3 separate regions of the Homo sapiens genome follow, and regions 1 and 2 are each linked to region 3. Evidence: chromatin loops called from intact Hi-C (ENCODE). Cell type or tissue: endothelial cell of umbilical vein. All regions are shown on one strand.

The links. Hi-C counts contacts between places; a loop is a spot of excess contacts. Peaks named below come from ENCODE experiments on the same cell type or tissue, not always from the same donor. Only the 100,000 strongest peaks of a DNase experiment are listed, where the experiment ranks them.
Region 1: it touches region 3 in a loop (2.4-fold over the local background); 1 of 110 quality-filtered maps calls a loop at or near these places.
Region 2: it touches region 3 in a loop (4-fold over the local background); 1 of 110 quality-filtered maps calls a loop at or near these places.

Annotation. Positions count from the first base shown.
Region 1 is chr17:70,289,318-70,297,317 of GRCh38, reverse strand. No RefSeq gene overlaps it. Among named protein-coding and RNA genes, the nearest start is that of KCNJ2, 120 kb to the right of the region's middle. RefSeq lists an enhancer at 3,245-3,746. In endothelial cell of umbilical vein, no CTCF peak of the experiment used is centred here; a DNase peak (open chromatin) is centred at 3,537; H3K27ac peaks cover 428 bases.
Region 2 is chr17:70,035,557-70,043,556 of GRCh38, reverse strand. The region is part of intron 1 of LOC105371881 (a long non-coding RNA gene); the gene reads left to right. LOC112267896 (a long non-coding RNA gene) reads left to right here and starts at 5,789. Exons shown (of 5, transcript XR_001752989.3): 1 at 5,789-5,875. LOC124904053 (a long non-coding RNA gene) reads right to left here and starts at 7,378. Exons shown (of 2, transcript XR_007065891.1): 1 at 7,292-7,378; 2 at 3,835-4,129. In endothelial cell of umbilical vein, no CTCF peak of the experiment used is centred here; DNase peaks (open chromatin) are centred at 1,836 and 3,016; H3K27ac peaks cover 2,649 bases.
Region 3 is chr17:69,566,227-69,574,226 of GRCh38, reverse strand. No RefSeq gene overlaps it. Among named protein-coding and RNA genes, the nearest start is that of LINC01483, 24 kb to the left of the region's middle. RefSeq lists an enhancer at 4,630-5,131. In endothelial cell of umbilical vein, a CTCF peak has its summit at 4,997 (motif pointing left); a DNase peak (open chromatin) is centred at 4,976; H3K4me3 peaks cover 439 bases; H3K27ac peaks cover 337 bases.

The sequences.
Region 1 (8,000 bases), 720 kb before region 3:
TTAAATCCGAGCTCTTGAGCGAGAAGCTGAGCATTGATGCATCTGTATCTATATCTATCTGTGTATATGTATATATATACACACATGTGTGTGTATATATACACACACATGTGTGTGTATATATATATAAAACCTATATCTACAACTATATGTGAGCCTGATAGATAAGGTTGAAAAGTCTTGATATATATATATTTTTAAATAATTTATTGATATATAATGTACATATTTGGGGGTACTTGTGATATTTTGAGATGTGTATACAATATGATCAAATCAGGGTAATTAGGATATCCACCACCTCAAATATTTGTCATTTCTTTGTGTTGGGAATATTATAATTCTGCTTTTCTAGCTATTTTGAAATATATAGTAAATCATTGTTAAATATAATTTCCCAACTATACTCTCAAATACTAGAGCATATTCCTTCTCTCAACCTGTACATTTGTACCCATTAACTAACTTCGTTCCCCTCTCTCCTCCCTTCCCAAGCTTTGGTAACCACTATTTTACTCTCTGCCTCTTTTAAATCTGCCTTTTTGGCTCTCACATATGAGTGAGAACAAGCAATATTTGTCTTTCTGTGCCTGGGTTATTTCATTTAACATAATTATCTCTGGTTTCATCCATGTTGTTTCCTGTCACAGGATTTCCTGCTTTTTCATGGCTGAATAGTATTCCATTTTGTGTATAGGCCACATTTTCTTTATTCATTCATCAATTGATGGACAGGTAGTTTGGTTCCATATTTTGGCTCTTGTGAATAGGGCCACTATAAACATGAGTACGTGTGTCAACATCTCTTCAATATGCTGATTTCCTTTCTTTTGGATATATTCTTAACAGCAGGATTGCTGGATCATACACTCTTTTATAGATGGGAAGCTTGAGTCTAGGAGAGGTAAAATAATTTAAGCCAAGTCACTTAATTTGAGGCAAAGCTGCAAATGGGAGCCAGATCTCCTGACTCCTGGTAGGAAACTTTGATTTATGCCCTGCTTTCTCTCATGAACCAACTCTATCCTCCTTTTGAATGAGATGATTAAATTCTCCCCATTTCAGTGAACCTTTGAGACATCAAACCTATTTTAACGAAGATAACAGTATATGACATTCTTTAGTTATTGCAGTCTCCCTTCCCCAACGTGCCAGGCTATTTTTACCAAAGTACATTTGGGGTACGTGCAAAACCCCGAAATAAAGAACTACTAAAGTGGATCCTACTTTCAAAAGAAAAGCATAAAGGTGTAAATCTATGGAGAAAACTTTATTGGAAAAAAGTGTATCTTAGGTCATATAAAAGCAGCTCCAAAGTTACATGAGGAAGCAGAGAACCAGCTGAAACTTCTCCAAAATGCCACATGGCACAGCCCAAGCCAAAGCAACAAGGGTGTCCTTCATATGACACTTGAGTGGCTCTGATAAACTATAGCAGGTGGGAGCAATGTGAGCAGATGGAAATAGAGCCATGGGACTGAGTGGTTTTATATATGTATATATTTATTTATTTGTGATTGCTATGGACTATTAATATAGTTCTATGTTTGTTCTCATTAAGTACCTTGAGTGCAGAGCCCCATTGTTACCTCATTGTTTCCCAGTCATGAGAAGTAGGACATTCAGGACTTTACTTCTCTAAATCTCATTGTAAACTACCTGGCTTTCTTTTTCCTTTATCCCCTTTGATGCATTGTCTAATATATTTCAATTCCCAAGGATTCTTTCCCCTGTGAATTTTTTTTTTCTGTAGAGGTCATTGCTTAATCCCTCAAAAGTTTGCAATTTCTCAACATTATTTCCTCTTTGGCTCACAGTGGTAGATAATGTTTCTTTTAAGTTCTCCATTTACAAGAGAAACTGGAAATACTAAAATACCCTGTAGTGTGTTTTTCTTAAACTGAAGTAAACGTGCCCTCAGGGAGTAGGTATTGACTTGGTGTCTTTTTTATACATGTTGTCATTTCATAGACACTGGCTGAAAGTAAAGAACACCAATAAAGTCCTTATTTACCCTAATGAAGAGATGAAAGGGAATGAGTTATTGAAATGGCATAGGTAAAAGATTTCTATAATTTTTGGATCGGGAACTTTTTTTTTGCATTTAAGCATAATGTATCTGTGGGCTTTTTGGTATAAAATATAGCTTCAAGTAAAATATTGAAGACAATATCTAAACATTTGACCAATAAGTAGCCACAAGTTGCCTAACCATGTACAATAATCCCCTCTCCTCAACTAGAGGAAAAGGGTATAAGCTGAGAAAACCACTGATGTCTCAGCCTGTAGAAGTAAACACCTGCAATGTATTTAGGACTAGGGGCAGTAATTGGTGAAATATTCGAGTTCCAGATCCCTGCTGGGATGGATATTGAATCTAAATTTAGATAAATTAAAGAACAAGCTCGCAAAAGAGGGTATGATTTAGCAAGCTACTTCAGGTATTGTCAATATAATTAAAAGCCCATTTGCCAAACATTTGCTGTCAGAAAAAAAATGCCTACAGAAAACCGAGTATTTTCTTCTTTCAGTTGGAGATTTCCTATCTCTGGCCTTCATTGTCCCCATTGTTCATTCACTGTTTTTTAAAATACACAGTAGGAAAACTTTAGCTCTCTATCTGCTCATACATAAATTTATCTTGTGTTTATAATACTTTGAATATTGAGAGGATTTCAAGTTTCTTATGATCAGAAGCTCTGAAAAATAAATTTATTTATTCGTTATTGCTATTGACTATTAATAGAGGTAATTATTCCTAAAAAACCTTAAGAAATTACCTTAATCTTTCCTAAGCATGAGTTTCTTTTTCTTTTCTTTCTTCTTTTCTTTTTTTTTTAAGTTCCAGAGTACAAGTGCAGGAAGTACAGGTTTGTTACATAGGTAAACTTGTACCATGGTGGTTTGCTGTACCTATCAACCCATCATCTAGGTATTAAGCCCAGCATTCATTAGCTCTCTTCCCTAATGCTCTCCTTCCCTCCATCCTCTCCAGACAGGCCCCAGTGTGTGTTGTTCCCCTCTCTGTGTCCATGTATTCTCATTCAGCTCTCACTTACAGGTGAGAACATGTGGTGTTTGGTTTTCTGTTTCTGTGTTAGTTTGCTGAGGATAATGGCTTTCAGCTTCATCCATGTCCCTGCAAAGGACATCATCTCATTCCTTTTTTCTGGATGCATAGTATTCCATGGTGTATATGTACCACATTTTCTTTATCCAGTCTATCATTGATGGACATTTAGGTTGATTCCATGTCTGTGCTATTGTGAATACTGCTGCAATGAACATATGTGTGCATGTAACTTTATACTAAAATGATTTATATTCCTTTGGGTATATACCCAGTAATGGGATTGCTAGGTCAAAAGGTATTTCCGGTTCGTCAAAAGGTATTTCCGGTTCTAAATCTTTGAGGAATGGCACCCTGTCTTCCACAACAATTGAACTAATTTACATTCCCACCAACAGTGTAAAAGCATTCCAATTTCTCTGCAATCTTGTCAGCATCTGTCATTTCCTGACTTTTTAATAATCACCATTCTGACTGGGGTGAGATGATATCTCATTGCGGTTTTGGTTTGCATTTCTAAGCATGAATTTCTTGATCACTGTAAGTGATAGGAATACTTGTAGTACCCGAATCATATCATTGTTCTGAGAATTCACTTGAATCACTGATTTAGATGATTAATGACTGACATGTAGTAAGCACGCAGTTGATAATGTAATGATGATGACAACCAATTTTAGTTAAGTAATAAAATATATTACTAAATTACAGGTGGAATAAATTTATAGTACAAATATCTCTTCATTTCTAATTACTTTTAAAATAACACAATACGTCTGATTTCCCCTGATGTTAAAATTGACAATACTGAGATAAATATTAAAAGTTGAAGTATCATTTTGAATTTAATGTAAGAATATCAATCAATCAATTGAGATTGTTGATTGACTATAATCAATCAATAGGTATGTGAAGTACATTTATATCTGTCAACCCTGGATTTTGATACATAAGGCATGTGAAATTACAAGAAATTGATTTGAGCAAAACACACTCAATATAGCCTCCCTTTATAACCTTGGTCTAAATTACAGCACTTTGCAGTAGATTTAAGGCTCTTGAGTAGCTCCATTGGAAGAAGAGTGATTCGTTTCTTGACGTCACATTAGAAAGAAGTAATTAGCTATAGGCTACAGTACACGGTTCCTGACATTGTTCAATAAAACATATGTGTGATTTGAATACAATTATATTCACACAAATATTGTCCCACAATGTTGCATGACACAAAATTGGAAGCTATAGCCAACATAAGATATAAAAGATCAAAATTCCACTTACCGGATTGGAGCAGTGACATTTAAGAGAACAAATAAAAAGTGTAACATTCTAATTTTAAAATAGTCACTGAACAGATACAGGATAAGTCAAACTTCCCAAACAGAAATCCAGGGAACACCACAGTTATCCAAGATATTAATGAAGCACCACCCCTTCCCTCCACAACTATACAGTAAAATGTGGTCATTTGCCCTCCCTCCTAGGAAGATACTATAATGCCTCCATCTAAATAAATAAGTAAACATTAAGTAAATAAGTAAGTAGTTGAAATAAGCCAAAACACAAAGAGCAAACAAAAAGCAGATGTAAGAAGACTCTTCTAGTTTCCATCATCTGTTACTGACATCAGCATTTACACACATCCCATACCATTGCTATACTTAGAAACATTTTGGACCGTTTTCTATCTCACCTCACAATCCAGTGATTCACAAGAAGTTAGGAAGCAGTTTTCTTCTCTCAATCTCATCTGCCCAAACTTTAATTCTGGCTCCAATCCTCATTCCTTGGGGTTTCTCCTGATTTATTGTTCTCTTCTCTAGAATCTCATTGTTAACAGCCCTTTCTTCTAAAATGCACACTGAATCCTAGCATTTCCCTGCTTAGAATTCTTCTGTAAATATCTATAACCTAACACGTAAGTCCAAATGCTTTTGCCTGTCATTAAAAGCCTTTTTAACCTCTGCTCCAGCCACTTATACCCATGCTCAGTTGTGTTGAACTATTTACATATTTCCCCAAATATTCTGATCTTTTACAAGCCAATTCCCTTTGCATTCGTTAGTCTGCCTAGAATTACCCTCATTCCCTCTGTCTTACTTTGTCAGGCTTCAAATCTAATGTCAAAAACCAAATCTATATTAAAAAAAATGACATGTTCTATTCTTTGTCTTTCTCTGGCCATGTATATAAGTTTTGTAATTTTTTTTTTTTTTTTTTTTTTTTGAGACGGAGTCTCGCTCTGTCGCCCAGGCTGGAGGGCAGTGGCACAATCTCAGCTCACTGCAAGCTCCGCCTCCCAGGTTCACGCCATTCTCCTGCCTCAGCCTCCGGAGTAGATGGGACTACAGGCGCCTGCCACCACACCCAGCTAATTTTTTCACGCCCGGTTAATTTTTTTTTTTTTTTTTTTAGTAGAGACAGGGTTTCACCATTCACAGGATGGTCTTGATCTCCTGACCCTGTGATCCGCCTGCCTCGGCCTCCCAAAGTGCTGGGATTACAAGCATGAGCCACCGTGCTCGGCTATGTTTTGTAATTTAAATATTAGTTTATATGCCTTTTTCTAAGACAATGAAAGTTGTAGAGATTTATATCACAATGACATATCCTCAGCTGCTGTAGAATAACTGCCACATTGGAGGTATGTAATAAAGATTTGGAAAATTAATGCATTAATTGATGGGATGGGCATATCTGATAATTCAGATAAAAGGATTCTTCAAGTTGTATATTAAAATTAAGAGACTGTCATTGATTAGGTCATCTCTACACTGTAATTCTTTGGGGCAATTATATTTATTTGTTTTGAGCCAACAAAAGAAGACCCAGAATTTGGTGAAGAATTACATATGACTAGGCCCTCAATATGCTTTTCTCTTGGAATGTGATTATATTTTCTAAATTCTACAAGAATAAGCATGCATTTAACTCCCACATTGGAAAGCCCTGAACTAATTTTAAGAAAATCCTAGAAGAAGCTATAGTCATTAATTTTGGTATTGATGTTTCAGAGAGAAAAACTGATCAATGAGTCTGCATATGGTTACAAAACAACAGGCAGGTTTCCAAGACAGGAATGCAGATGGTCACAATTTCACCCACAACTTATTCCCATTCTTGATCAAACAATTGCCAGAGAAATACTATTTTTAATTGAACAAGTGATTCATGTCTCTAGAGTACAGAACATGAATTTCACATAGTACAAATATCCAGCTAGGAAAAGCTCAGAAAATACACGGGTTAGTGTCCTTATCGGCCCTGAGTGTCCTGGCTTTGGAAGAACATTACATTGAGTCAGCAGTTCTTAAGTACATTTCTGGAAAACTCTCTGAAAGACATATAAATTGATTTGCTGTTGGGAAATTTCCCTCTGCTGGGTTTTATAATTTTAATCTACTAAATGGCAATTCCCAAGAAATACAGCATCTCACCAAGGCAGTAAAACCATTGGATTGGTTGGTTTCCAAGGGTACTGAAGCTAAAGTAGACTCATTTTGAAATGACTCTTGCCTGGAATCATAGAAAATAATAAAGATGAGGAAGTCTCCAATAAATTGCATTTATCATAGCAGCTCATTCAGAAGTTGAGGCTCTTAGATTATAAATTTTCAAAGATCCCTGATATTTTATCATCACGAGCTTGAGCACCGTACTGTATATCTTGTTCTATGATGGGATGATATCAAGATTTTTTAAAAATAAATATTTTAGATAGGGTTCTCCTGTTGGGAAGCAGGGACACGAAGTTGAGCAATGAAGACAGAGAGAGAAACTCTGAGCTGAGCAATGAAGAACGAGAGACTGAACTGAGAAAAAATACAGTGCTACTCATCCAGAGCTGTATTTTCACCTATTTGAACTCTGCACAGCCACTGATCTTGGTGCAGAACTGTCTGAATCACACTCTGAAGGGAGAGTCACAAAAAATAACTGAAGAAACAATGTTCTGCCCAGGCCAATTGGGTAAATTACCTTTGTGCTTTTCCATGACTTGCTCTTGCCAGATGGAATACTTGGCCCTGAAGACAGTGGCATTAGAGCAGATTTTGGAGCAGTGGGGTTTTTAAAAATGATTTACTTTTTCCTTCCACAGACAGTTACTCTGCCACAGAAGGCTTCTCTGAAGGATGAGCCCAGAGTCTTTTCCATCATATTTTGCCATTGTAAAAGTCTATCTGCTGTAGTTTCTCTATTTGCTCTGTGTATCCAAGAGAATATGGAAGAAATTTTACACTGAAGATCAAATTTTGGCACTTCCCATGTATAAACTTGAGGACTTCAGAGATGGCTCTGTGACTCTGATGAGTTGAAATAGTTCCTTTCCTTCCACGCCTGTTCCTATTATGAAATTCTATCTTTTACAACTAATGTCAATAGGGAAAAACTCAACTAGAAAATAGTGAATATTTATAGTTGCCTTCTTTCCCTACACTTGCAAGCAACCTTTGATTGTGTTTGTATAAATGCTTAGTACTTTACTATTAACCTTCCCAAATAGACTAAGACCTAATTAGAAGTCCCCTATTAACACCAAAAGAGGAATTATGGTAAGAAAAATACTTCCGTTAAAACTCAGCCATGTTAGCAATGTATGCAAGGTAGCAGCTGCCCAATTTCTGCGAAGGAAAACCTGTCTTTGGAAAAGAATCTTAACTTTTCTTTTATAAATTATCATGCACTATAAATGCAAATCTCTAAAAATTCCCTAAGACATTGTGGATTTTTAGTTTCATTTTATAGATAAGTAAATTGAGAATTAGAGAAATAAAGCAACTTACCCAAAAGCACTCCAGTAGTTTGCAGGAAAGACAGTAGATTTATCACAGGGTTCTTTACTTGAGAGTTCTGCATTCTAGCATAGCATATCCTTTCCATATTAATCACATGTAGGATACAGGAGTAAATGTTATTTTGGTGGGCCAGA
Region 2 (8,000 bases), 470 kb before region 3:
AAAAAAAAAAAAAAGATCCTAGTTATGGTGACCATGAACACTACTCACAGTTATAGCATAAAATTTTCAACACCAGATTCCTGAAATACTCATAAACTCAACATTTCCTTTCTATTATCTCTAGTTCCTCTACTTTGAGTTATGAAAGTGTCTTTTTAAAATGCTACCCATGCTTCTTCAGTAACACATTTAGGTTAAGAATATTAAGTCTGGTATATATGGAGAGACTGAGAAGGAGGTAGTGATGAGCAGGTGCAAGGGTAGGAGATGGTGTCAGGGAGGGAGTACAGGAGGAAACACATTAGTTAATACTTCAAAATATTATTCAGCTACACCATGGAATACAATTTAGCCACTAGCAATGGCATTGTAGATTGAAATGCAATGTAACTGAACTATCTTCAAAATATTAAAAATGAAATATTTATATTATAAAATAACGTGAACAGTATAGATCCATTTTATGATTCCAAAGTACCTTTATGCATAGAGGTATCCTAGAAATATATAAAAGTTGGTAACAATGATCATCTCTAGTTATTAATATATGGTTGTGCCTTCCAACTTCTTCTCTCTATTCCTGTATCTCTCTCTTCTATGACTATTCTATTTCTTAACTTTATATAATGAGCATGTTTTCCTTTGCAATAAAAACATCCTCAGTTTTCATTTTTTTCAAAGCTGTGGAGGGCAGAAGAGTGATAGGTAGTAGCTGGAAGGAGATGCAAGGTCAAAGGAGGGTTTGTTTGGAATTGCAGAAGTTTGTTCATGTTTATAACTGAAAGGAAGGAGCCAGTAGAGAAGGAAAGGCTGAAGATATGGAGAAAAAGGGGGTCATTGTTGGGGCAAGGTCTTAAAGAAAAACAGAGGGTATGCAATGTAGGATCAAGAGTACAACTGGAAGGATTGCTGTCATCCCAAAAAGAAACACTTCTTTCTTTAAGAGAGAGAGAAAAAAGATGTATTTGTATACCTAAATATTTATAGGAGAGCAGAAACAGGACTAGGGAGAGTATGAGGAAGCCATGCGAGAGTTCATCCTCCTGGGCATGAGGGTGGGCCTCTCTACAAAGGGCTTGAGACAAATAGCTTGCCAGAGCTTCTATGAGAATAGAAGAACTCATTGAAGACAAGCAAATCATTGCCCTAATTGCCCAATGATACTGAATGAGCAGTTGAAGTAGGGCCTATACTTTTTAAAGGCACCAAGCCACACATTTGTAAAATTTTCTCTGGCTGTGCTCAAAGATCTGAGTACAGGAGCAGAAATAGATTCAGGATCCAAATTTTCAGGGCAGAGTGATTCCAATAAATGGGGGGAAAGGGTTCGAGTTTGTCAGGAGGCTTCATAAATTTTGTAATAGCCAAATAATATATTTGAAGCCCTTGAAAAATGAAAAGCCAAGAGACAGCTCAAAATTATTTTTGTCTTCTGTTTCAATCACTGAGGTCACCTCTCTTTAGAATCATGAAAGTGAACAATAAATAACCAACTCCTTTTTCTAAACGATCTTCTCTGGGAAGCACAAAAGCAGATTCTTGCTTTTCAAAGAAAACAATCATCTTTTCTAGGAATTTTGGACCTCAGAGTAATCCATAAAATAGTTATTGCAATACATTGGCTTCTTATTATTCTTAGGATTCCTTCTCTCAGCATCAAAGGAAGAAACCTCCAGATCAGGTTATGACCTTCCTAATCAGAAAGAACAATGTCTTCCTTTGCAGTAGATGCTTATAAGTCTTCCACCACACTTTCCTGTGGCCTATTGTAATTTTCACATATCATAATCTCTCCGTAATCCTGCCTTTCTAATAGGGGTTTCAGTTTTATCTTCTCAGAGAGAACAACACAATCTAAGAGCTATCTAATTCTTTAGCTTTTGCATTTTTCCCTTCTTAGTATTGGAGCCATTCCAGAAAACAGCTCTAGTCAAAAGGACTATTTACGTCTATCGTCGGACATTATTATTGAGGAAAAACAACTGCACGCAGATGTTGCAGTACTTTTCACGGGCATAGAAATGATCATGATGAAAAAGCGCTGTTTCAAAGATATGAACGGACGTGAAGAAACCCATAAACCCAGGTTTAAATTCAGGAGCAGGCTTTACTTTCTCTTATTCATAGTAAGCCCTGTTGAAAAATTGGAAACAATACTTTACATCACTTATTATTTACACAATTCTTTCCCCAAGTATTCAATGATTTTCTACTGCCTGTCTCTATCAATCAAACTTTAGTCTGCATGCAGAATGTGGGTGATTCACTGGCCCCTGCTTTTAACCTCTCAGGCTATTTTTCAAACCCTTGGAACCAGCTAAGCAGCTTTGCTCATGATTCCTCAAACAGGTCTCAAGTAATACTGCTCAACACCTTTGCTCTTTCTGATGGCTCTCCCTACCCACTCTCCACTTACCCTCTTAGTCAATGCAAGACCACCTTCTCTAGGGACCTCTGCAATTCGCCATCTTCTGTGGTCACTGGTTTCTCTGCACAATTTGAACATAGAACCCTCTGGGACCCTTGTAAAAATACACATTCCCAAATGGTGGTTACCAGAGGCTCGCGCTGATAAGATGGATAGAGAGGTGCTAGTCAAAGGCTACAGCATTTCAATTAGGAGGAATAAGTTCAAGACATGTATTGTACAACATGGTGCCTATAGTAAATAACAATACGTTGTATTCTTGAAAATTGCTTAGAGTACATTTTAAGTGTTCTCAAACCCCCCAAAATGACATGTGAAGTGATGCATATGTTAATTAGCTCAATTGAGTCATTCCACAATGTATTTCAAAAAACTTGTTGGTCATGATAAATATATGCAACTTTTACCTCTCTAGTAGAATAGACAAATAAAATGAATTAAAAAAAAATGAAACAACCTAGTAACCATATATTAAAAAAAAATTCCCAGAATCTCATGACTGACACATCTGTCTATAGTCCAGAGTGCTTCCTCAACTTCAATGTGCTTATGAATCATACAGGAAAATTACTAAATATGCGATTCTGATTCACTAGGTCTTTGACGGGTCTGGCAATCCAACACTTCTAACAAGTTTCCAGGCAATGCCAATGCTGTTGGTCCTCAGTTCACACTGAATAGCAAGGGGATAGTGTAAGACTAGGGAAGTTGTATTATTATTTCTTTTCCAAACAATTTTGATGCAACCAGCCTAGGAACAGTTAATCAATATGCATTTAGGAACTACCACTCCCTACTCTTCTGGCTGTCAGCATGTGCTCCCCTGCTCTATTGCAGTAATTTATCTATGTATATGTTTGACTTGTATCCTCCGCTGTCCTGCAAATTGGTGAAAAGTTCAAGGATATTTGATATCCCTTTGGACTTCTCCATTGAGCAGAATGTCCATAGAGTCAATGGCCAATTAATATATGTTAAAAGAAAATGAATGATAAATTATCGGATAGAAAGTGACTTCAGGCCATGCTCCGTGGCTCATGCCTGAAATCCCAGCACTTTGGGAGGCCGAGGTGAGCGGATCGCCTGAGGTCAGGAGTTTGAGACCCGCTTGAGGTCAGGAGTTTGAGACTAGCCTGACCAACATGGTGAAACCCCGTCTCTACTGAAAATACAAAAATTAGCCAGGTGTGGTGGCGGGTGCCTGTAATCCCAGCTACTCAGGAGGCTGAGGCAGGAGAATTGCTTGAACCGGGGAGGCGGAGGTTGCAGTGAGCTGAGATCGTGCCACTGCACTCCAGTCTGGACAACAGAGCAAGAATCTGTCTGGGGAAAAAAAAAAAAAAAGAAGAAGAAGGACAGTGACTTCAAAGAGGCTGCTATAATAAATGCAGAGTGAAAATGAGAAATGATTTTAAATTTGAGATTTTATTTGAATTTTAACATAGGCTGCTTCCATTAAGTATGAAAGGATGTCCACAGAGTCAATGGCTAATTGAAAGGATACATATTAAAATCCATGGTTCGGCCTCTAGGGTGACACTTCCCAATGTTTCCTGCCATATTTATTATTAATCTGGTCTTGGATCTGTCTTAATTACAAGGTGTCTTGTTTTCTTCTTCTCACACCTGATTTCAGGATGCTGAGGTCAAACGCTCTGCTTTTCAAGTTCCCTGCATTACACTGTACCTTGTTTTGAACACCTGAAATGCATAAAATCTAGGGTTAACATGGATTTTATGTTGTCCTCTGGGGCAGGAAAATATAAAACCTGAGCTCCAGGAATTGCATATTTCCTGTTTTTATTGGTCATAAAGCTTTCATAGTGGGGCAGGTGGCACAAACAGAGACAAAATCGACTAAATCCTAGCAAGTCTCTTTCCCAGATGAGGGCTAGCCTCTCCCTCCATACAAAACCTTATTAAGACACCTGCACAGAAAACCTACTGCAGTACTCAAGCCCATTTTAAGCATGCAATTCAATGGCTTTTAGTAAAGTACCTAGTGGTGGTACATCTGTCTCACTATAATCCAGATTTATAATGTTTCAATCATCACAATAAGATCCCTCAGGCCCCTTCATAGTTAATGCCTGTTTCCACCTCAATTCCAGGTAACCACTAATCTATTTTCTGTCTCTATAGATTTGTATTCTCAGGACTTTGCACACAAGTGGAATCATACTATTACATGATATTTTGTACCTGGCTTATTTCACTTAGCATAATGCATTCAAGGTTCACCCACGTAATAGCCCGAAACAGTGCTTTATCTTATTATTGCTGAATAGTATTTCATTGTATGAAAATACCACATTTTATTTCTCCCTTCACTAATTAATGGAGATTTGAGTTGGCTCCACTTTTTGTCTATTATGAATAATGCTGCTATGAACATGCATGTATATGTTTTGGTGTGGACATATGTTTTCATTTCTTGGGTAGAATTTCATTTCTGGGTTATATGATAAATTTGTTTCACTGATTAAGAAACTGCCAAAGTGTTTTCCAAAATGGCTATACCATTTTACATTTCTCTTAGCAGTGCGTGAGGCTTCTGTTTCTCTGCATCCTCAACAACTGTTATTGTCTACTTTTTTGTTATCACCATCCTTGTGGATGTGAGATAGAACCTCATTGTGGCTTAAACTTGCATTTCCCTAATGACTAAGATATTGGGCAATTTTTTTTATGTGCTTACTGATCATTCGTATATCTTCTTTGCTGAAAAGTTTCAATAGTTACTTTCTTTTTAATGTAAAAGTGTCATAATGGTTCTTATTTCAACTGATTTCATTTATATGTGGATGACAACGTAAAACGTGCAAAGACCAACCATTCTCCAAATAGAAAAGGGCTGAATAGGCTGGGCACTGTGGCTTATGCCTGTATTCCCATCACTTTCGGAGGCCGAGGTGGGTGGATCAGCTGAGGTCAGGAGTTCAAGACCAGCCTGACCAACATGGTGAAACTCTGTCTCTACTAAAAGTACAAAAAACTAGCTGGCCGTGGTAGTGCATGCCTGTAATCCCAGCTACTAGGGAGGCTGAGACAGGAGAATCACTTGAACCGGGGAGGTGGAGGTTGCAGTGAGCCGAGATTGCACCATTGCACCCTAGCCTGGGTGACAAGAGCAAAATTCTGTCTCAAAAAAAAAAAAAAGGCTGAATAATATTAGTAGTAGATATAACAATAAATACATTTTAGGAAATGTATGCTTCATGTTATAGTATGCAATAAAAATGTTTTATTAACACAAAAGTTTTCCATTAATTAACTTGAATTTCAATTGACACAGTTCAGTTTTTTTTTCTTTTTCTTAACTCTCTTTGCCACTCCTCAGTCCTACCCACTATAAACCTAAATACCATGGTAAGCTATTACAGCATTGGGAACAGATGGTGAAGTTTTCCATAAAAGAGAAAGGGAAACAGACCTGTCTGAAGCAAGGTAAGTAAACACAGAGCACATGAATGGTGAGAACGAAAATAGAGTGTTAAGTATAAATTAAAAATAGAAAGCATGATTACTCAACTTGCTTTGGGAAAAAAATCTTTTTAGAAAATGGCTAATAGAAAGTGTGCGTAAATCAAAAAATGTTTAAAAGTCTTTGGAACATGGCCATACAACATTATTGGGGACAATAAGTAAAACATTCAGCAACAGTAAAACAGAGTAGAAGAAATTATCTAGATAATTTAGTAACAATTCACACTTTTATAAGGGAATGCTTTTTGTCTTATTTTGTCTTTATGACAATAAAAAAAGCTGTTGACATAAGTCAAACAAGAGGATAATTATTATTCTCTTTTCCAGTTCTATTTTATGTATAGTCACAAATAGTAAAAGGAAGCCAGACTTTCTTCTTCTTCTTTGAGTTTCTTCTATTAATAAAAAGAGAAAATACGGAGTAATCACTATTGTTACCTACAATACAGGTTATTGCCTTGAACTGAGCCAGAAGACTCTTAGTTTGCTTGTTGCTGTTGTTATTGTTGTGGCTTTTGTTCTTTATTTGTTTCTCTGATTTAATATCCATATTTTGGAAAAAATACATAAGGCTTACTTTAATTTCCATATCCTCTTCACAAAATAGAACAGAAAGTGTAAAGTCTTCTCTTTGTGATGGAAGAATGTTTTTTCAATCTTTGAATTCATGTGTTGTCTTTGGAAAGAACTTCTGTTACTCTTCTAATCACCAATTTAGATAATCACAGGCTTTGTGGAGTGACTATATATACATGTCATGTGTGAACAGCATTAAATGATGGTTATTACTAATAACACCTTACCTTTGTGGGGTTTCCAATGTATAATACTTTAATATACATTGCCTCACATAATAATATATACCTCACAGTATAATTAGGGGAGTTATTATACCCACTTACAGATTTAATAATTGAGACTCACAGAACTTAACTAGCCAAAGAAATACAACCAGTAAGCAAGGATGCCCAGCCTTAAACTTGGCTTCATCTGGTTCCAAATGCTGCACACTTTCAAGATATAACTTTCAGTTCACAGCTAGAAGAGTTCTTCAGAAGAGGCATTAGAATAATAAATCAATATTAATTACTTATTTTAATAATTTACATTTGCATAAATAAGTTATTACATTTCTAAGAGGTACACATAGAGAAACATTTCTTATAGATGTTTCTTTTCATTAAAATCTTAGCGGTGAACAGAATATTTTGAAGCAAAAAATCTAGAAAGACAGAATAAGAGTTAATATTTGTATCTCCCAAGAACCAACCTGCCTTGCTCCAATTCCTTTGTTTATATCAGTATTTTATTTCTCTCTGGGAACATGCAAATGAAAAGTGACTACAAGCATACAGGAAATGCAGATGAATAGCTTACCCGTGAAACCCAGACACGGTGTATAGGCCTTGAAATTCCACCATTTGGCTTATTTAGTTTTGTCTTATTGGAGGCAGTGTTCTCAATTCCATTCTTGGCCACACCACTTTTATCTATGAGTGAGACCCACATGAACAGAGAGACCACAAAACAAGGTAAATTTCTTGGGCAGAAGCCGCCTTCACCATACTCTAGTAGGACCAGTTCTAGCTAATTACTTTAGAATTCTTCCCCCTGGCAGCAGACAAGGGAAGTGAGGAAGGACTGGATACAACTGGAAAATAGTCTGGCTGGCTTTAGGATACGAGTCCAAGGTCAACCTTTCATATACCCTTTGGGGTAAAGCCCACCCACTCAATTTTCAGGTGAGATGATGAAGGGTCCACTTCATCCCTTGAGCCATGGAGATGGTGGTAGTGTGGCAGAACAGGAGGAGCTCAAACAGCCTTAAGCTTATGAACCTCATGACTCCTTACTTAACCTCAGCCTTGCCTTAGAAGGTAGTTGTAGCCGGGCGCAGTGGCTCATGCCTGTAATCCCAGCACTTTGGGAGGCCGAGGTGGGCGGATCACAAGGTCAGGAGATGGAGACCATCCTGGCTAACACGGTGAAACCCCGTCTCTACTAAAAATACAAAAAATTAGCCGGGCGTGGTGGCGGGCGCCTGTAGTCCCAGCTGCTGGGGAGGCTGAGGCAGGAGAGTGGCGTG
Region 3 (8,000 bases):
TATAGTACACTCATATGATCACATATTTTGCAGTTATTAAAGAATGAGTATGCTTATTAAGAGTAATAAGAGCAAATATGTTTTCATTTTGGTAAATTTATATTTGTATTGGTTGTGTGTAGGAGAGAAAGACACACACACACACACACTTTGAGAGTCTAAACCCAAAAAATATAACCAGAGTTATTTCTGAATGCTAAGACTGTGTTTCATCTTTTTCTACTTGCTTATCTACATTTTCCCAATGAATATCTTTTATTTTAATAACAATTTCTTAGTTATGTTAAAAACCTGCAACCCGGAGCAGTACAAGATAGTTTTTGTTTTTGTTTAGTTTGGTTATTGTCATTGTTAATATTTTGTTTCTGGTTCTTATGTATGCTTTTTACTTGTTTGTTTGTTGTTTTAAAGGCAAGGTTATTAAGGTATGTTTAGCTCATGGACAAAAAGAGTTCTCCCAGCACATTTCCAGATTATCCTGCTTCGTATGCCTTTCCCTGCTGACCTGATGAAAGAGTTCTCAACTGCACTGGGGAAGAAAAATAACTTCAGGATGGAGAGTCAGAATAACCCAGATGAGGTTTACAGCCTGGGCAAGGGTGAAGGTTGTTGTGTGGACCCTTATGAACACAACTGAAGTTCCGGACTGGTTGGTAGTTAGCACACACCCTCCAGTTTCCATAATTGTACTTCCTTAGGCCACTGGTGTGAGATCCTTACTCTACCCCTTCTCCATGGGGTCATGAAGTTAATCCTGTTAAAACACATACACAAGATTAAATCATCTTTTCATTTTTCAGACAAGCACATAACACCACCCTGACACTGAGCAGATCATCTCCAGCTCCCTTCATATTATGCTACTGGAGACCAATCTTTATAACCAGAAGAGGAGGAGGAGGAGTTATTCTAACCTGTCGTTTTCTTCCTTTACATCACTTTTTCCTTTTAGGTCATATCCAAAAAAGGAAGGTAAATATATGTTTTAAATCATCTGCAGCAGTGTCTTAAATTATGTCATTTCTTAAAGGAGGAGGAAGAGGGAGTAGAGGAAGAAATAAGAAAGAAAACGGGAAAGAGAGGGAGGGACGTGGAGGAGAGGAGAGGGGAGGGAGGGGAGGGAAGAGGGGAGGAAGAAAGGGGACAGGAGGAGAAGGAAGGAAAGGAGAGGGGAGGGGAGGAGAAGGGAAGGGAAAAAAGGGGATAGGAGGGGAGGGGAGGGGAGACGAAGGGAGGGGAGGAAAAGAACATTAGTGATTATCTTTCTGGTTCCTTTTCTGCTGAAGCTTCACCTGTGAATTCTTTCTATGAGATCCACTACTGGGAAATTCTGGGAGCTCCAGGGAAGAGCTGCACAGCACATTTCTGGCTAAATAAATAAGGTTTTCTATCTTGATTTATTCATTCAGCGAGTACATGTCTCCATGTCAAAGGCTGACCTAAGAATCTTCCTTATAAAAATTCAGCAAGCATATCATTGCATTTTTTTTAATTAAAAGGATTGTGTGACAAGGGAAGCAGTATTCTACAGTTTATCAAGAATGAGTAGAGGAATCACTATACAAAGTATAATTTGTGCCTTTTTTCATATCTGACTATTCTATGTACTTTTTTTTTTTTTTTTTTGAGATGGAGTCTCACTCTGCCACCAGGCTGGAGTGCAGTGGCGCGATCTCAGCTCACTGCAAGCGATTGTCCTGCCTCAGCCTCCTGAGTAGCTGGGATTACAGGCATGCACCACCACACTCGGCTAATTTTTGTATTTTTAGTAAAGACAGCGTTTCACCATGTTAGCCAGGATGGTCTCAATCTCCTGACCTCGTGATCCACCCGCCTCGGCTTCCCAAAGTGCTGGGATTACAGGCATTGAGCCATCGCGTCAGCCTTTCTATGTACTTATTTTGTAGAATTCCTTCTCATCTGCTTAAATAACCATAAGTGATGAGAAATCTACCAAGTATAATATGACTTTTCATTTGCAAGTGTGTACCGCCCCAAGAAACATCATGGCGCCTTCTTCAAAGTACGCAGAGAGTACTCTTCAGATTGTAAGTCTGGCTCAAGAATAAAGAATGGAGAGATGTTCCTAGGCAAGTTGGAGGCTTCTAATCCCCACCCACACACTGCCACACCTTACCCCACATTCTGACACAGTCACCCAGACCCCTTGCTCTGTAGACAGACAAATTCACAGAAAGTCAGTATGTGCCTCAAGGCCCACCCTCAATAAGAACAAACGGGGTCCACTTAGAATTCTCCCCAAACCACAGCAATTTAATATCAAGGGCACCAAAGAGAAAAACAAGACAATTCCCATTTAGGACATAAATGAATACTACTGTTAAATATGATTTTTAAAGTCAACAGATAATTAAGAGGATATTTTAAGAACATTTGCCATTTAGATCTAACCTTTTGAAATTGGTGTCACAGTGGCCAAGTGCCAAGGGGCAGTCTCAGCAGCAGACTATTTACCAAGAGGGATCTTGCTCAGACTCTGTTTTACTCTGTGATGTTCACTGTATTACAGGAGTAAGTGAGGATCTGAGGATAGCTTTTTTTCATCTTGAGGGACCCCAAAGTTTCTATAAAAGAACGTGGGAAAATCCATAGGTACTAAAGGGAGTATCTTCTATCATTTCCATATTGTCAGTTGAAATAAGGAATAAGCATGTATATAGGTCAGCAGGCTTTTTCTTTGTAATTCTCTGCGGTCATCTCTCTTAGGGGCGTAACTACTGCTCTACAATAACAAAGAATTGGTGGATAATTAAGCTGCTTTACACAGAGAGGGTGTTTTTTGTTTTGTTTTCTTTTGTTTGTATGTTTGTATTTTTAATTTAAAAAGTGCATTCACAGCCAGGTGCGGTGGCTCATGTCTGTAATCCCAGCACTTTGGAAGGCCGAGGTGGGCGGATCACCTGAGGTCGGGAGATCGAGACTAGCCTGGCCAACATGATGAAATCCTGACTGTACTAAAAATACAAAAATTAGCTGGGTGTGGTGGCACATGCCTGTAATGCCAGCTACTCGGGAGGCTGAGGCATGAGGATCGCCTGAACCCGGGAAGTAAAGGTTGCAGCAAGCCGAGATCGCGCCACTGCACTCCAGCCTGGGTGACAGAGTGAGACTCTGTCTCAAAAATAATAATAATAAAATAATTAAAAGTGTATTCAGTGTGGTTTCTCAGTGCACATGGTGAGGACATGCTTCTGTAAGCCTGTTAAGTAAGAGTGCCTTCTCCAATTAAACATGCAAAGAAGGGTCTTTCCATTTCCATATTGAGAGAGAGCAAATAGAACAAATTCTATGCACTTAAATGATTATTTCAAGACTTAAAAACCTCGGGAACATTCTGATTCCAGACATCCATATAGCTCTTCACCATAGATGAGTCAACTCATTTCAACAATCACTTGCCCCCATAGACAAGGATGACACTCGATGATGTAGGAGATACACAAATAAGTGCTCATGAGTTTAAGGTATGTTGCCTTGGAGAGATTTTTCCAGGTGAGACTGATTTGGGTTTGAGACATGGGGGTAATACTTGCTTCCTCCATGATTACTAGAAAGTCTTTCCTCTCCTCCGTCCCCACACCCTGGTCTGATTAGTGCATGAGAAGACTCATGCGATCCTGCCTTGTGCTGGCCTAGTGGAACTTCTAACTCATTCCAAGATCTATTAGGTGACTTCAGGTGACTTTAGGAGTTACCAGGAAGAGGGGGAAAAATATGATGGTAGCCTACCTACACAGGTGTGGTTGAAAGTACCTGAGTCTGGGAGTCAGAAAAACGATAGGTTCAAATCCTAGCTTTTCCGTTTTATTTATATTAGGCAATCAGTCCTTTTGAACCTCAACTTCTCACCTATAAAAATGGAGAGAAATAAAACTGGTCTCTCACACTAGTTGTAAGAATTAAATGAAATTACATATAATCATTTAGTTACCAAGAAACAATACTGAGTAATACCACATGCCACTCATGTATGATAGTAATTTTATAACTGTTAATTCAATTCTTATCATATGTCAGCCACTGAGCTGGCATATATTATTTTACTTAATCTTTAAAGCAACCTATAGAATTAGCCTCATCTTACAAGTGAAGAAACTAAGACATCTAAAGGCGAAGAAATCTGCCCGAGCTTGTACAGTTTCACACCAAGAAAGCCTGACAATAAAATCCAGGTTCGACCAGTACCCTGGACTCTTCCCTGTGGAACAGTGCCTGATAATTGATAAGTGATTCATAAGTATTTACTGCTTCTGCAAGAGGGTCTGTTTCTTATTTTTAAAAGTTAAATCTAACTGATACTTTACCTATTGTTATTTGCCCCTGGAATACAGAGAAATCTTTATAGGAGAAGGAGGAAGAGGAATTTACAATCTGCTCCACTGGTAAGTATCATGAGCCACTGACAGGTTTTCGCCCTCCCTGGGTGCAAATCACAGTAGCCCTTCATAAGAAATACTTAGAAAGGGGCCGGGCACGTGGCTCAGGCCTGTAATCCCAGCACTTTGGGAGGCCGAGGCGGATGGATCACCTGAGGTCAGGAGTTCGAGAGCAGCCTGACCAACATGGTGAACCCTCCCCACGACTCTACTAAAAATACAAAAATTAGCTAGGCGTGATGGCGGGTGCCCGTAATCCCAGCTACTCCGGAGGCTGAGGCAGGCGAATCGCTTGAACCCGGGAGGCGGAGCTTGCAGTGAGCTGAGATCGCGCCACTGCACTCCAGCCTGGGTGAGGGAGCGAGACTCCATCTCAAAAAAAAAAAAAAAGAAGAAAAAGAAAAGAAATACTTAGAAAGTTGGTGTCTCATATATTATTCAGTTAGGAAGTATAGCGTCTCCCCTGCCGGCTTCACTGTATTGGTACTAGAAATGCCAGTGTTTGAAGACGGCTCAAACGCCAGGTACTTTAATTCGTTCTTTCGTTTGCCTTCGTAAGACACAGCGAAATGTTCCTGCGTCAGTGGATTCAGGGAATCCTGTGTGTTTTGCTGCCCCCTTGTGGCTATTTTAAATGTCTCTCAAGTGATTTATAACCTGGATTAAAATTTTCCAATTCAAACTCCTCACGGCGGAAGGTTAAGTATGCATTCTTGGTACCATTGCCTTTGATGTAAAACATGCACATACACTAGCACACTGAATTTTAATTTATCTCTGAATGATAGAGTTATGGCTAAATTCTCAACTGCACTTGAAAGAGATCTTTTAATTCAAACTTCCACAAGGTAGGATATTACTTGTCTCCAAAGTTTAATATTGGAGCTTGATCATTCACCATATTACCAACATAAATTGACCCCTGTATACAAAGGGACAGGAGGAAGATTGTAAACTTACCATTGTGTTACCTGCTTCCTAGAAAGATGTTAAACAATTTTAATACTTTAAATTGAGAGAGAAGAGAGAAGACCACACAAGACACAAGATACAGTCATTTTAAAAGGGTTTTTTCATCAATGCTGTGGAGATGCCAGAGATCGCAGCCACAGCTGAGAAGCGGATCAAGAAAGGAAAAAAATAAAACAGGAACCAAACTGATCAAAATATGCCTAACTTTTTAAGAGAAATATTTATTGGATAGTTTAAAATCAAGTTTGTTAATTTAAACATTTATCAACCCCTTCACTCCAGCTTTTCCGCGCTCATCAAAGAATTCCTACATAGGAGCCTTAACATTAAAGGGTTTTTTCCAAGAAATATGAAACAGATAAACTAATATTGTAAGGAACTACAATTATATACTATGAAACAATAATCAAACATTTGAAAAGAACTTTTTGCTGTTCCATTTTCTGTCAAAATTTACTCTCCTCCACTTCCACTTAAGTTAGTAAACTCTAAGTTTTGAAATAAATTGCCTTTGGATTAGCCAAAATGTTATAAAGTATAATTATTAAGGTGTTATATATTAACATACTTCATATATAACATATATGAAGTCTATATAATACCTCATATGCATTATATTATATAATAATATAATATATATCTTATATAGTATATATCATATATAATATAAACTTCCACAATGTAGAATATTTCTTTTCTCCGAAGTTTATTACTATATTATATATTGTTATATATTATATATAATAGCTCACATATAATACATTATATATGAAGTATATATTAATATATATCTATATATTTATGTCGTTATATATTATATATGAAGTATATAAATAATATATTCTATATGTAATATAGTTATATCATATATTATTTATATAACTAGTCTAATATATTAAATATTAAGCATATGTTAATATATTATGTTAAATAATATATATGATTATGATTATTAAATAGTATATTATATATTTAATACATTATAATATAGTATCACATAATATAAATTATTATATAAGGTATATGTGAAGTATATTATATATACCAAGTGTAATATACCTATATATTATATGTTAATTTATTAAGGTATAATTGTAAAACATTTAAGGAATGTAAGGTATATTTAATATGTAGTCAATGCATACAGAGACCTTGTTTTACTTTGTGGAAAAGTTGACACGGATGTTTGGGTATTAACAGGTTACAATCATTTAGTTACCTGGTCTGGATAGGAGATGGGGCACATTACTATAATTTGTAAATATTAGGGTACCCTTTATGAAAATTGCATTTCTTTTGATAGGAGTAAAGCAATAGATTTTATCCTTTAATTTTATTGGTTGCAAGGTTTCACTGCTATGGATCTTCTTGGGAAAATGTGCACACAATCATATACACGCAATTTTGCATTTAATTTTATGAGGCTCACAGCTCCTTAGAAGCCATCCGTGGGTCCTAGACACCCACGGCCACCTTGATCTGAATGCTATCCAGAGCTGTCCATTCAGCACCAGTGAGGCCGCTTGCATTGATGGAAAGAACACAGGTCCACCAGGCTGAGGGAAAGAGTAAAATTTCAGTTCCTATTATGTGGTGATGGGGATGTACAAAGCTGAGCACCTAAAGTGTCATTCTTGGGATGCCATATTCAAATTTCACTCAGGATTTTTTGATGTCAAAACAGTCTGATTTCCCTAGCCATAGGTCCATGAGAATACTGCCTATAGATTTTATTACATAGATATTATTACTGTCAACACTAATGGTACACCAACATAAATGTATCATTTAAAGAATGCACTACACCCTCAGTAAATTATTAAAATCAGGATATGTTACCAAAGGTAATTTTACAATTTGAAAGAGATGCAGTTTTCTGATGAAAAAAGATGGTTATTCCATTTCCTATGAGCTTGATAATTTCTTGCCTCAAAAGACATAATTCCTTTGGGGGTGAAGAGAAGAAATTTGCTGCATTAGCTGAATTGTTGGCGAAGGTTAGAATTATCATCTACCTGATATGAAGCAGATCATGACCATGGAAATACAATGGGAAGAACTGAAGCACAGCTTTTGTGCTGCTCATGTTCACAAATGAGACAGTTGCTTCTAAACCTTCTAGAAGCCATAGTATAAAATATGATTTCCCCTTTTGGATTTTTGCTAACTAATGAAGGATAATGCAGCACTCCACTGGGTTCACTTCTGTAAGGAAAATGAAAATTCATGTTACAGGCCCATGTGTATTATAAATCTTAAAATATTTCCATCTGCTTCTGAAGTTTCCATAAGAGAATGCCTGAAAGTCTTTTACAGATTAACAAGAGAGCACATGTAGAATTTCAGTGGAGGTTTGTCCCACCTCCCCCTGCCTGCCACCTCACACACACCTAGTAAATGTTTGGTATAATTTAGCTCTATTCACATGCAAAAGTTATTACACTTACATTTTCCATAACTTACTCTGACCACAAAACATTCATTCACTAACACCAGACTATCCAGAACACAGACGCTGTTTTCCTGTCTTCATCAGGACAGAATTGCCTTCACAGGTCTTCCAATCTGATGTTAGAAAATGTTGCCATCTCATGAATCACTGTAACTATTTAAAGGAGCTAAACCTAACTG